Linked DNA regions of Homo sapiens: region 1 is linked to region 2. The links are chromatin loops, found by intact Hi-C in ENCODE. Cell type or tissue: thyroid gland. All regions are shown on one strand. Links, peaks and the distances in the headings refer to the core of each region. The heading gives the core; the rest is flanking DNA.

The links. A loop is a pair of places that touch in the nucleus more often than their neighbours do. Peaks named below come from ENCODE experiments on the same cell type or tissue, not always from the same donor. Only the 100,000 strongest peaks of a DNase experiment are listed, where the experiment ranks them.
Region 1: it touches region 2 in a loop (2.0-fold over the local background); 2 of 110 quality-filtered maps call a loop at or near these places.

What each region holds. Positions count from the first base shown.
Region 1 is chr20:15,001,835-15,007,227 of GRCh38, reverse strand. All of the region lies in intron 5 of MACROD2 (mono-ADP ribosylhydrolase 2), which reads right to left. Among named protein-coding and RNA genes, the nearest start is that of MACROD2-AS1, 75 kb to the right of the region's middle. In thyroid gland, for the core only: no CTCF peak of the experiment used is centred there; no DNase peak of the experiment used is centred there; H3K27ac peaks cover 614 bases.
Region 2 is chr20:15,081,836-15,087,228 of GRCh38, reverse strand. The region is part of intron 5 of MACROD2 (mono-ADP ribosylhydrolase 2); the gene reads right to left. Among named protein-coding and RNA genes, the nearest start is that of MACROD2-AS1, 160 kb to the right of the region's middle. In thyroid gland, for the core only: no CTCF peak of the experiment used is centred there; no DNase peak of the experiment used is centred there.

The DNA.
Region 1 (5,393 bases), core at 204-5,203, 80 kb after region 2:
CATGCTCAGCTAATTTTTTGTATTTTTAGTAGAGACGAGGTTTCACCATGTTAGCCAGGATGGTCTTGATCTCCTGACCTTGTGATCCGCCTGCCTCAGCCTCCCAAAGTGCTGGGATTACAGAAGTGAGCCACTGCGCCCGGCCTCTCCTGGGTTTTTATGGTTTCCCCCAGTCCTCTACAGGGGTCTCACCCAAACCTACTTTGACAGTATTTTTTTTAAAGCAATTGGCTTTTATCAAAATTTTGCAAAGCCTTAGACTTTATGTTCATTTTTAAAAAAACACTCTTTTTGTTCACCTTATGTTGAAATTATTCAATGTCAGTTGACATAAACAGGTTTGAGAGCAAACTGGATCTTAATAAGCACACTTCTCAGTTGGTGGGAGTGAAGTACCCAGACTTTCTAAAGAGTAGGCAGCCAGCCCGAGAGCAGTGTGCAGTGACCCAACAGCAGACATTGTACAGGAAGAATGGAAGACCCGCTCCTCTGCTGATGATCTCATAGGGCAGTAATTTCCAAAGCTTCTATTAAATTTATCTTACAGTTTTGTTTTGCTTTGTTTATTTGTGTGTATTTTTTTCAGCTTGTAGATATAACTGATAAATAAAAAATATATATATGCAAGGTATACAGCACGAAGTTTTGATATACATATACATTGTGAAATGATTACCACAATCAAGCTAATTAACATATGCATCACCTCAGATAGTTACCTTTTTTTGTGGTGGGAATACTTGTTATACTCGCTTAGCAAATTTTAAGTATATAATGTATTAACTATAGTCACCATGCTATAAATTAGGTCTCCAGAACCTACTCATTTTATAATTACAAGTTTGTACCCTTTGACCAACATCTCCCCGTTCCCCTGCCCCAACCCCATAACCACCTTTCTATTGTCTGTTTCTATGAATTCAGCTTTTTAAAATTCCACATTAAAGTGAGGTCATGGATCTATTTTTCTTTGTCTGGCTTATTTCACTTAGCATAATATCCTCCAGGATTTCCCTCTTTTTAAGGTTGCATAATATTCCAACGTACACACACACACACACACACACACACACACACACACACACATATATATATATAAAATGCATTCTTTGTGTCTTTTTAATGAGTCCTGGAGATAACTTCTGTAAAGCACCTAGTATAGTGCACAGAATACAACAGTCACTCAAGAATGCAACTATTGTGTTTATAATAAAGCATTTAGGCTAGAGACGATATGTCAGGTAGAGTCCTTATATATTACAAAAGTTTATATCATTATATGATTCCAAATCCTTTATTTTAATTAAATCATAAGAGGCAAAATCGGCTCTTTCAATCAACTATTATTCAAGGATAGTTAGTATGTTTACACAGTTATCAACTAAAAGACTGAAGCTCAAACTGGTTCCACAAGCAGCCAACCAGTCACACATAAAGAATAAACGTTTGGTAGGCTGGTTTGAGGCAGAGCAAAAATTCTGAGATCCACTGAGAGCTTGGATGACTCTCAGTGAATCTCAGAATTCGCAATTTGAGAACTACAATAGGAGGGGTCCATGGGTAAATTCTGGCCAAATCCTGGAAAGCACCTAAAGATAGAAGAACTACCTTGTGGGGGATAAAGGAGATGAGCTTCTATTACTGCATCAAAGCAAACTATAGGCTATGTGAGTGCAGCTTTAATGCTAACCAAAGGTTACTCTTTGAAAATTAAAATGCGTGGTATGTGAAACAGCTCTCCAACAACAAGAATATTTGATTAAGTAGAACATACCATTCCTTGGCCATGTTAGATAAGCTGAAGTTTACTGTTCTTGCACTTATGAACTCCCACTTGAACAAGTCTGTACAGAGGACACTTGGAAGTTTCCATGAAACAAATAGATGCCTTGGGCTTTTTAAGGGGAATTTAATCATTACTGTATTATTACAGAGATGAAAAATGTGTTAAAAGTTGTATTCTTTAAAGCCAACCACAGTGATAGGAAATTCCAGTCTCTTCTATTCTGTCAATAATACCTGTCATAAAATATTGAAGGGTTTATTTTTGACAGAAGCTTTTTCAACAATTGTTTTTATGTTTGAAGGTGGCGATATTATTTAGCAAAATAGTCAATAGGTTATTGTAGCTTCCCATCTCATTAGTTCAACCGATACTTCATTACATCATTCATATCTAGATTGTTATCACTAATGAATACATTGTTGTTCCACCTAGAAAGACAAAATAACTTTCAGAGAGCAATCCTTAACTTCCTCCTTACTCGCCACAATATTCCAACTTTGGAGGAAACTGCCTGAAGGGAATATTTGGAAGTATATGGAAATCAAACACTCCCTCCTTCAAGTCTACAAAGTTTTACACATCAAAGTGAATGCTTATAAGGACATTCACAGAATTTGAGTGTTCAGACCTTTACTGCCTAAATTGACAAATAAGTTGCATTTAACAGTAAACAGTTTGAATTTACTCAGCTTTTCTAGAGCACATAGTTTCCATTTTTATCACAACCAAAGAGTTCTAGAATTAAAAACAGCTTATTCACTTAAGTGCCTTCTTTCCATCTGCACCACAGTTTGCAGGTGAGAAAAAAAAAAGTGGCCGTTGCTGTTATTTAACTTGTAGCTAAAGTAAGAATGTCTTTAGTGGCAAAAGAAATAAAATACTATGTAAATGAATGTATGTGTTTGTGTGCATATTGATAAATAGATAGCTATCTGGTAGTACACCCATTTAAAATAAATAGCCCTGTGTACTTAGTATAATTGATGATATGCTTTAAAAGGGTGTTAAAACTATTGGTTAATAACAACAGCTCCTAGGAAATCTCACACTTCTATGACAGTACTTCCTTTAGAAGTTGACTGTAAGGTACTTTTATGACTTGTTTCTGCTTCTGTCAACCTGACTAAAGTGTAGTCCAGATAGAGGGGATATATTTATACAATTTAAAGAGAAGCTAATTATTTCCCATGACCTTAAGAAAAATGTCAGCGAAGTGTAACTGCCTGCTGCATAAAGAAAGACCTTGGCATGGTAGTTGAAAGAGTTTAATAGACATGAGGACAGCCACACCACATGGGAGAGAGTTAGTACTCAAACCATTCTTGTCCAAAGCTCCCCGGTTAGGCCTTTTTTAAGGCAGTTTGAGGGAAGGGGTGGTGTTGGCCAGGTAATGGGTGCTTGCTGCTGATTTGTTGGGGTGGAGATGAACTCGCAGGAGGTCAAAGCTGTCCATCTACATGCTGAACACCTTCTGGGTGGGGCCACAGGGGTCAGATTGGCAGGTCCAGATGGAACCACAGGTGTCAGACATGCAAAAAAACCTGAAAAGATATCTCAAAAGGCCAATCTTAGGTTCTACAATAGTGAAGTTATTACAGGAGTAACTGGGGAAGTTGCATGTTTTATAACCTCTGGAATAGTGGCTGACAATCATTTATGTCTATACCTTAGCAGGCCTCAGGCTTCCCTCCTCTCTCCAGCCTGTAGCCTTACATTAGCTTTATAAAAGTGTTTGAGTTTGGGGGCAAGGCCTATTATCATTTAAACTATAGCCCAAATGTCTTCCAAAGTTAGCTTGGCCCAAAAGCCCAGGAATAATTAAGGGAAAGGCAAGATAGGGAGTGGGTTAGCTCAGCTTACTGTTGGATATAATTTTTCTCAATGATATAATTTATGCAAAGACAGTTTCAAAAGTCTCTATACTTTGAAATTCTACCATACTAATTGTCCCAATTATTATTAGACTCTTATGATCTGTTTAATAACAAATCTAATGATATGTTTCTTTTCCCAGACCGGGCTGCTTGACAATACAAAATAATTTTGTTCATTTTTGTAACCCTAGTAACTCACACAGGGCAAGGAAGCTAGAAGGCCCTTAATAAATGCTATTGTTTGAATGAATAAAAAGAGGAATGCATGCAGCACTTACTGTTGTTTCATATCCTTTTTACATAAATTGTGTGTCTTATTTCCCCTGACTACATTGGAAAGCTGAGGTTCATAGGATTATGCCAAAAACAGCCCTTAGAAGCATTTTGTTTGGCCCATATGGAAGACATGAATGGTCTGATAAATGCTGTTAATTATGAAATCCTCTGTACCTATGATCTCAATAATAATGGTGGGTTCTGGACAGAGAGGTTTAGATTGATGGCAAGTAAGAACTCTCAACAGTAATAGAAAATTACTGTTAGCAAAACCAATCAAATTAGAAAGTAACAAAATTAATCCAATTAGGAAGTAACACACACTGTACAGACACATGCTGTAAAATGTGTGTTTGTTACTTTCTAATTGGATTGGTTCCAAAATGGAAAAATTTCATATTTTTTAAAAGAGAGATATTCCATGTTTCTCTTGAAAAATCAAGATTTGACAATAGTGGGCCCAAATTCCTGTATGGCTACAATCAGCTGGAAGTAGAGTGGAGCGTGTCTGATTCAGAAGTTTCCGGTTTAACACTACTCCCAATTGTCTTCAGGGCACTGAGGCAAATACAGTTCCATTTATCATGGCGGTTTCTTGGCTTTTTTCTTACACCCTGACCATTTTGCTCATTTAGGTTACCTCACCGGTCCCCATAGGAATTTGAGTCTGCACCTACATTAAAACTAACTTTTTCCCCACCCTGTGTTTAATATCAGGCTGGGTAGGCACCAAGTATTAAGCAAATTCTTGGTGATAATGATATCGTCATTGATCATAAGAATGTGAAAACCAATCAATAAGGGAACATGTTCTACAAGAAAAAAACAAACAATCCCATCGAAAAGTGGGCTAAGGACATGAATAGACAATTCTCAAAAGAAGATACAAATGGCCAAAAAAGATATGAAAAATGCTCAACATCATGAATGATCAGGGAAATGCAAATCAAAGCCACAATGTGATACCACCCTACTCCTAAAAGAATGGCCATAGCCAAAAAAAACAAAAAAATACTAGATGTTTGTGTGGATATGGTGAAAAAGGAACATGTCTACACTGCTGGTGGGAATGTAAACTATTACAACCACTACGGCAAACAGTACAGAGATTCCTTAAAGAACTAAAAGTAGATCTACCATTTGATCCAGTAATCCCACTACTGGGTATTTACCCAGAGGACAAGAAGTCATTATATGAAAAAGATAGTTGTGCATGCATGTTTATAGCAGCACAATTCACAATTGCAAAAATATGAAACCAGCCCGAATGCCAATCAATCAACTAGTGGATAAAGGAATTGTAGTGTGTGTGTGTATATGTGTGTGTGTGTGTGTGTGTGTGTGTGGGCATGCACACGCGCTAAGCTATGAGGATGCAAAGGCATAAGAATGATACAATGGACAGTGGGGACTTGGGGGAAAGGATGAGAGGGAGTGAGGGATAAAACACTACAAAT
Region 2 (5,393 bases), core at 71-5,070:
GCCTGTCAATATCAATTTAATTCTGTTAATTGAATAGAGTCCCGATAGCTATACATTCTCAATATAAAAGTGTCTGCTTCCATTTAACTGATAGATAATTGATAGAGAAATAGAAAGATAAATAAGAGAGATAATAAAGATACATAAATAGATGATAGGTATTGGTATAGATAATTAAATAGATTTTCCCTACAATTATGGTATCAAAGAGTAAAAATGTTTTGGAAGTATTTTCTACATCATGGATATCCACTGATAGGTCAGGAATTCAGGAGAAGGACATCTCTAGAAAAATATGGAAGGACCATCATTGCTAATCTTAAAGGGCCTAATATGTGCTATATAACCTCACAAATATTATCTCCTTTAGTCCTCTCAATATCCTGTAAAGTAAGCGGGGGATCTTGAACTAATATTAGAGATAATGAAATTAAGCCTCATCAGAAATGTTAAGTGGCCTGTACAACGTTATACTAGTGTGTGTCACAGTTAGAAGGAAAACTTGACTGTCACTTCACTCTGATTTCACCTCTTCCATAAGCCCTACAAGATACTTCATGTGTTTGTTTTAAATTAAAGACTCAGAGCAGCAATCAAATGTTAGTGAACAGACTAAAGGGTAGGTAAAATAAAGAATCAAAATGATGATCACTGGATTAGCTGGTATCCAAAAATAATCTGATCAAAGTAACATTCTGAATATTTAAGATTCTCCATTGTGACCATCTAGAACTGTGGTTTTCAACAGGGGATTGGGGCCAGAGTAGAGGGAGACTCAGGTAATCTGATAAAGACCCTTAGTTGATTCTGATATTCCTCCTTCTTCCCTACTTAGTTCATAATCACGGCTCTATTCTAGAGATGGGAAGAAATTTTATTCAAAACAAAATGCTTTTCATAAAACTTAGCAAAAGATAACATACATAGTGTGTATTCAATAACAAATCATTTTTTAAACTAGTTACAATTTGCAAGTTAGCCACGAAATGCAATACTTTGTACCTATTTTAGGCCATTTACTGTATTCTGTCTTGTAGTATATGAGCTTGAATAATTTTTTTAATTCTTCATCTCTTAACCCAGTGGTTCTCAGATGTTAACATGCATCAGAATCACCTGGAGGACTTAACAAGATGTGGGACGTGTATTGCTGGGACTCCCTCAACCCCACCTCACCAGAGCGAGGTTCTAATTCAGTAGATCTGGTTGGTGGGTGGGTGGGTCCTGAGAATGTACTTGTTAAGTTTCAAGCAGTGTTGATATGGGTGGCCTGAGGAATGGATTCTGTGAACTAAACATTACTTCAAGAAAAAATCTGTGTGTGTGTGTGTGTGTGTGTGTGTGTGTGTGTGTGTTGTGTGTGTGTGTGTTATTCATCTTTAAATTCTGCAAGGTCCAATATAATGCTTTGAATATATTATCGACTCAATACATAGGAGTTTGTTTTGAATCATGTTAGTGGTGTGATTTTTGCAATATTCTAATATATTGAAAAGTGGTGATCAGTGTAGACCAAAGGAATCAATAAGAATATCACATTTCCAAACAAGGGATATACAAGTATTATGCTAGTCCTTTTAATAGATATCTAACTTCCTAAAGACATGTCAGTTTCCCCTTGTATATACTTACATCCTACCATCCATGTCCCCCTCATGATTAAACTGAGCTCTTTGTCTTTCTATTATTGACTTGTAAAAGTTCTTTATGTATGCTAGGTATGAGACCCTTATCATACATATCATTTTCAAATATTTTCTCTCCTTCTGTGGGCCAGCTCTTCATTTTCTTGTGTCCTTTGAAGCACAAAAGTTTTTAATTTTGATGAAGTTCAATTTATCTATGTTTTTTCTTTTCTTGCTTGTGCTTGTTGTTTCATATCCAAGAAACTATTGCCTTAAACCAAGGTCATGAAAATGCATCCCTAAATTCTCTTCTAATCCAGTTTTACAGTTTTGGCTCTTACATTTAGGTCTTGAATTCATTTTGTGTTAATTTTTATATATGATGTGAGATAGAGGGTCCAACTTCATTCTTTTCCTTGAGGATACCCAGTCATTCTAGCAGCATTCTTTCCTCTACTGAATTGTTTTGGCATTCTTGTTGAAAAACAATGGACCATTATGTGAGGATTTACTCAGGGAGTCTCAGTTATATTCTATTGATTTATATTTTGATTCTATATTAGTACCACAGTATCTTGATTACTGTAACTTTGAGATCAGGAAGTGTGAGTCCTACAACTTTGTTCTTCTTTCTCAAGATTGTTTTAAGCTATTCTAGGTCCCCTGAGTTTCCATATGAATTTTAGGATTAGCTTATTAATTTCTCCAAAGCCAGCAGGATTTTGAAAAGTATTGCATTGAATCTGTAGGTCAATTTGAAGGACATATATGTTTTAATGCAGCATTACAAGTTTGCCCTGAGTATGGCAAACACCTTTGTTCAAGAATAGTCCAAATTTAATTACATTTCAAATGTCTGTTGCCAAGGAAGAACTGAATGTATGCTTAAAAGAAAAAAATAACTTTTTTCCACATCTAAAATTATTCATAATACAGTAACAGGGAAAATACAAACAAAGTAAGAAAAATCATAGTAACCTCTAATCTCCTCAACATGACAGAAAGAGTCACTGTTAGCAGTTTGGTGCAATTTATTTCTAACTTCCATATTAATTAGCTTTTACTGTGATAACAGACTCCACATTTCAGTGGCTTACAAAATAAAAATAGCCTTGACTTCTTTCTCACTCATGTTGTATGTTGGTGGCCATGGGTCAGCCAAGACTCTGCTCCACATGGCTATGGTGATCTCATGGTGAAGAGGAAAAGCAAGAGAGATGGTAAGAAAAACTAGTTGGCCGGGTGTGGTGGCTCACGTCTGTAATCCCAGCACTTTGGGATGCTGAGGTGGGCAGATCACATGAGGTCAGGACTTCGAGACCAGCATGGCCAATATGGTGAAACCCCATCTCTATTAAAAATACAAAAATTTAGCCGGGAATGGTGATGCACACCTGTTAATTCCAGCTACTTGGGAAGCTGAGGCAGGAGAATCACTTGAACCCGGGAGGCAGAGGTTGCAGTGAGTCCAGATCGCGCCACTGCACTCCAGGATGGGCAAAAAGAGCAAAACTTCATTAAAAAAAAAAAACAAAAAAAAAAAACCTAGTGTTGCTTCTTAAGGTTTCTACTTGTGGAGAATGTGCTCATAAGAATCCAAGCTTCCCCTTGCACCTCCTATAATGACATTGAATTTAATGGCCTTTGCCTACTCAATCTCATTTTGTGCTGTGGTTCAAATAAATGACATCAGGGGAAAGGAAGATACAGAGATACAGAACATAGGATTTCATAAATCTGGTGGTCTATGTTTGAATAGTCAAAGGAAGAATATGAAATAAATCTGTTTCTGCTCCAATGACTCCCATAGACAGTGATGCCTCTCCTCTAGCCACCCATGATGTATGATTTCCTGTAACAGAAACCTTGGAGAAACCTTTAATAAAGGCACATATGCCTTTATTAAAGATGGCGTTTCATTGTGCTACATGCTTTGCTCTAATACCAACCATTACATTTTACATGCCAGCCTAGAATTTTCTAAGAAAATTAAGTAAAAAAAAAAAATTATTGTTGATGTGGAGGGAAAATAAACTGATTATAGTTCCTATTTAAAGGCAAGAGAAAAAGAAGACAAGAGTACAAACTGCTAGTTGACAAGATGCAGACTTGCCAGGGGCAAGTTGTGACAAATAAGCAACCCCTAAAGGAAGAGTATAATTTACTTTTAGGCGTAATTAATTATGCTGAAAATTAATAGCATTGTCGAGTAGTCCTTTGTTTAAAGAATAAAATAGGGAATGATTGGTTTTAGTGAAAGAAGAAAATAGGGTGTGTGTCTGCTTGGTTAAGCTGGGCCTACATCTTGCAGAATCCCTTTCCTTGTATGATTCTAAGTGACAGCTGGCCAACCCCAGAGATTCACAAAGCTGGGAAGGTAGATGTGAAGCAGCAGTCATTATTCTCAGAAGGTCATCACAATTAGGTGTGGAGAGGGACCACAGACCACGACCTTTGTCAGAAACCCACAAGGAAGTCCATTGGTAGAACTAGAGGCCATTGTTAAATGACAGTTTTAAATTAATGAAATGTTTAAAATAACATCACAGCCCTTACACTGGGGATTCTGTGTGAGCTAGACCTCACCCCAGAAAAGGCTGATAATAAGAGATCTCAGGGTGAACGAAACTTCAGGCTTATGCCACAATTGGATGGGACATCAGAAATAACATAATTTTACATCTACATTTAACAATCTTATAACCACAAAAACTTATTTTTTACCCTTTGGCATTTGGCTTTTTTTTAGTTGCACAAAAATGTTATTTCTATTGCAGAAAATCCACCCTATCAAAGAGAATTCTCAGTGAGAGAATGCGAACAGAAAAGAAATGTCACAATTATGAACAAAGCATTGCTATTCAAAGGGGAAAATGCTAGCAAAGAGGAACTCAAAATTGTAAATCTTCATTAATTTCAAAAGGGTGAATCACAAGACTATTGAAGTCTAATTCCCAAACTAATTTCTTGAATTAAAATGATCAATGCAGAAATAACATCTTGCATGTTGCAAATATGTTTCTATGATTTCCAAAACAGTTCTATCTTCAGCTTAGGAAAAAAAAAAAAAAAAAAAAAAACCTCTTGCAGTGTGACATTGTGATAAAGGAACATTTCACTGACTCAAGGATTTCTCCATGACTTCAAGAATACGAGACTAAGAAGTTATTGAGTTAGGAGAATTACCAATGGCCACAATCCATTCTATATTATCTTTTTCCTCTATGACACAGCCTCCAAACTACCGCCAATAAGCTTGCTAAAACACAATCTGACCATATAAAAGTTTTTGTTTGTTTCTTAATGATCTCCAATGGCTTCCCTTTATTGAGGGGGAGATTCAGACACACGGTTTAGTCAGAAATCTGTCCTCTCCTCTTCTCCATGAATTCTGATACCTTGAATTGGTTTGTCTGATAAATTAGTAAGGACTTGTAGCAGATAACCTCCCACTCTGGCTGGGTGGTCCTTAATTCTCACAATGAGGAAAGAGAGCTGGAATGAGGTACAACATGCAGAGATCTCATTCTGTCATTGCCAAGAAGCTGAGTGTACATGTGGTACCAGTAGCCTGGCTCCTGCCTAGGACATCTATAAATTGGTCCACGCCTCCCAGGCATGACATCCATTTTCATACCTCCTGGACTATGTCCCATTCCAGCACAATTAGCTTCAAAAAGTAATAGTTATATATGTTTGGAGTCCATGGATTTAAGAAAACAAAGATCCTATCCAAGATACAGATGGTTTAAGGTACCAAGTATTACA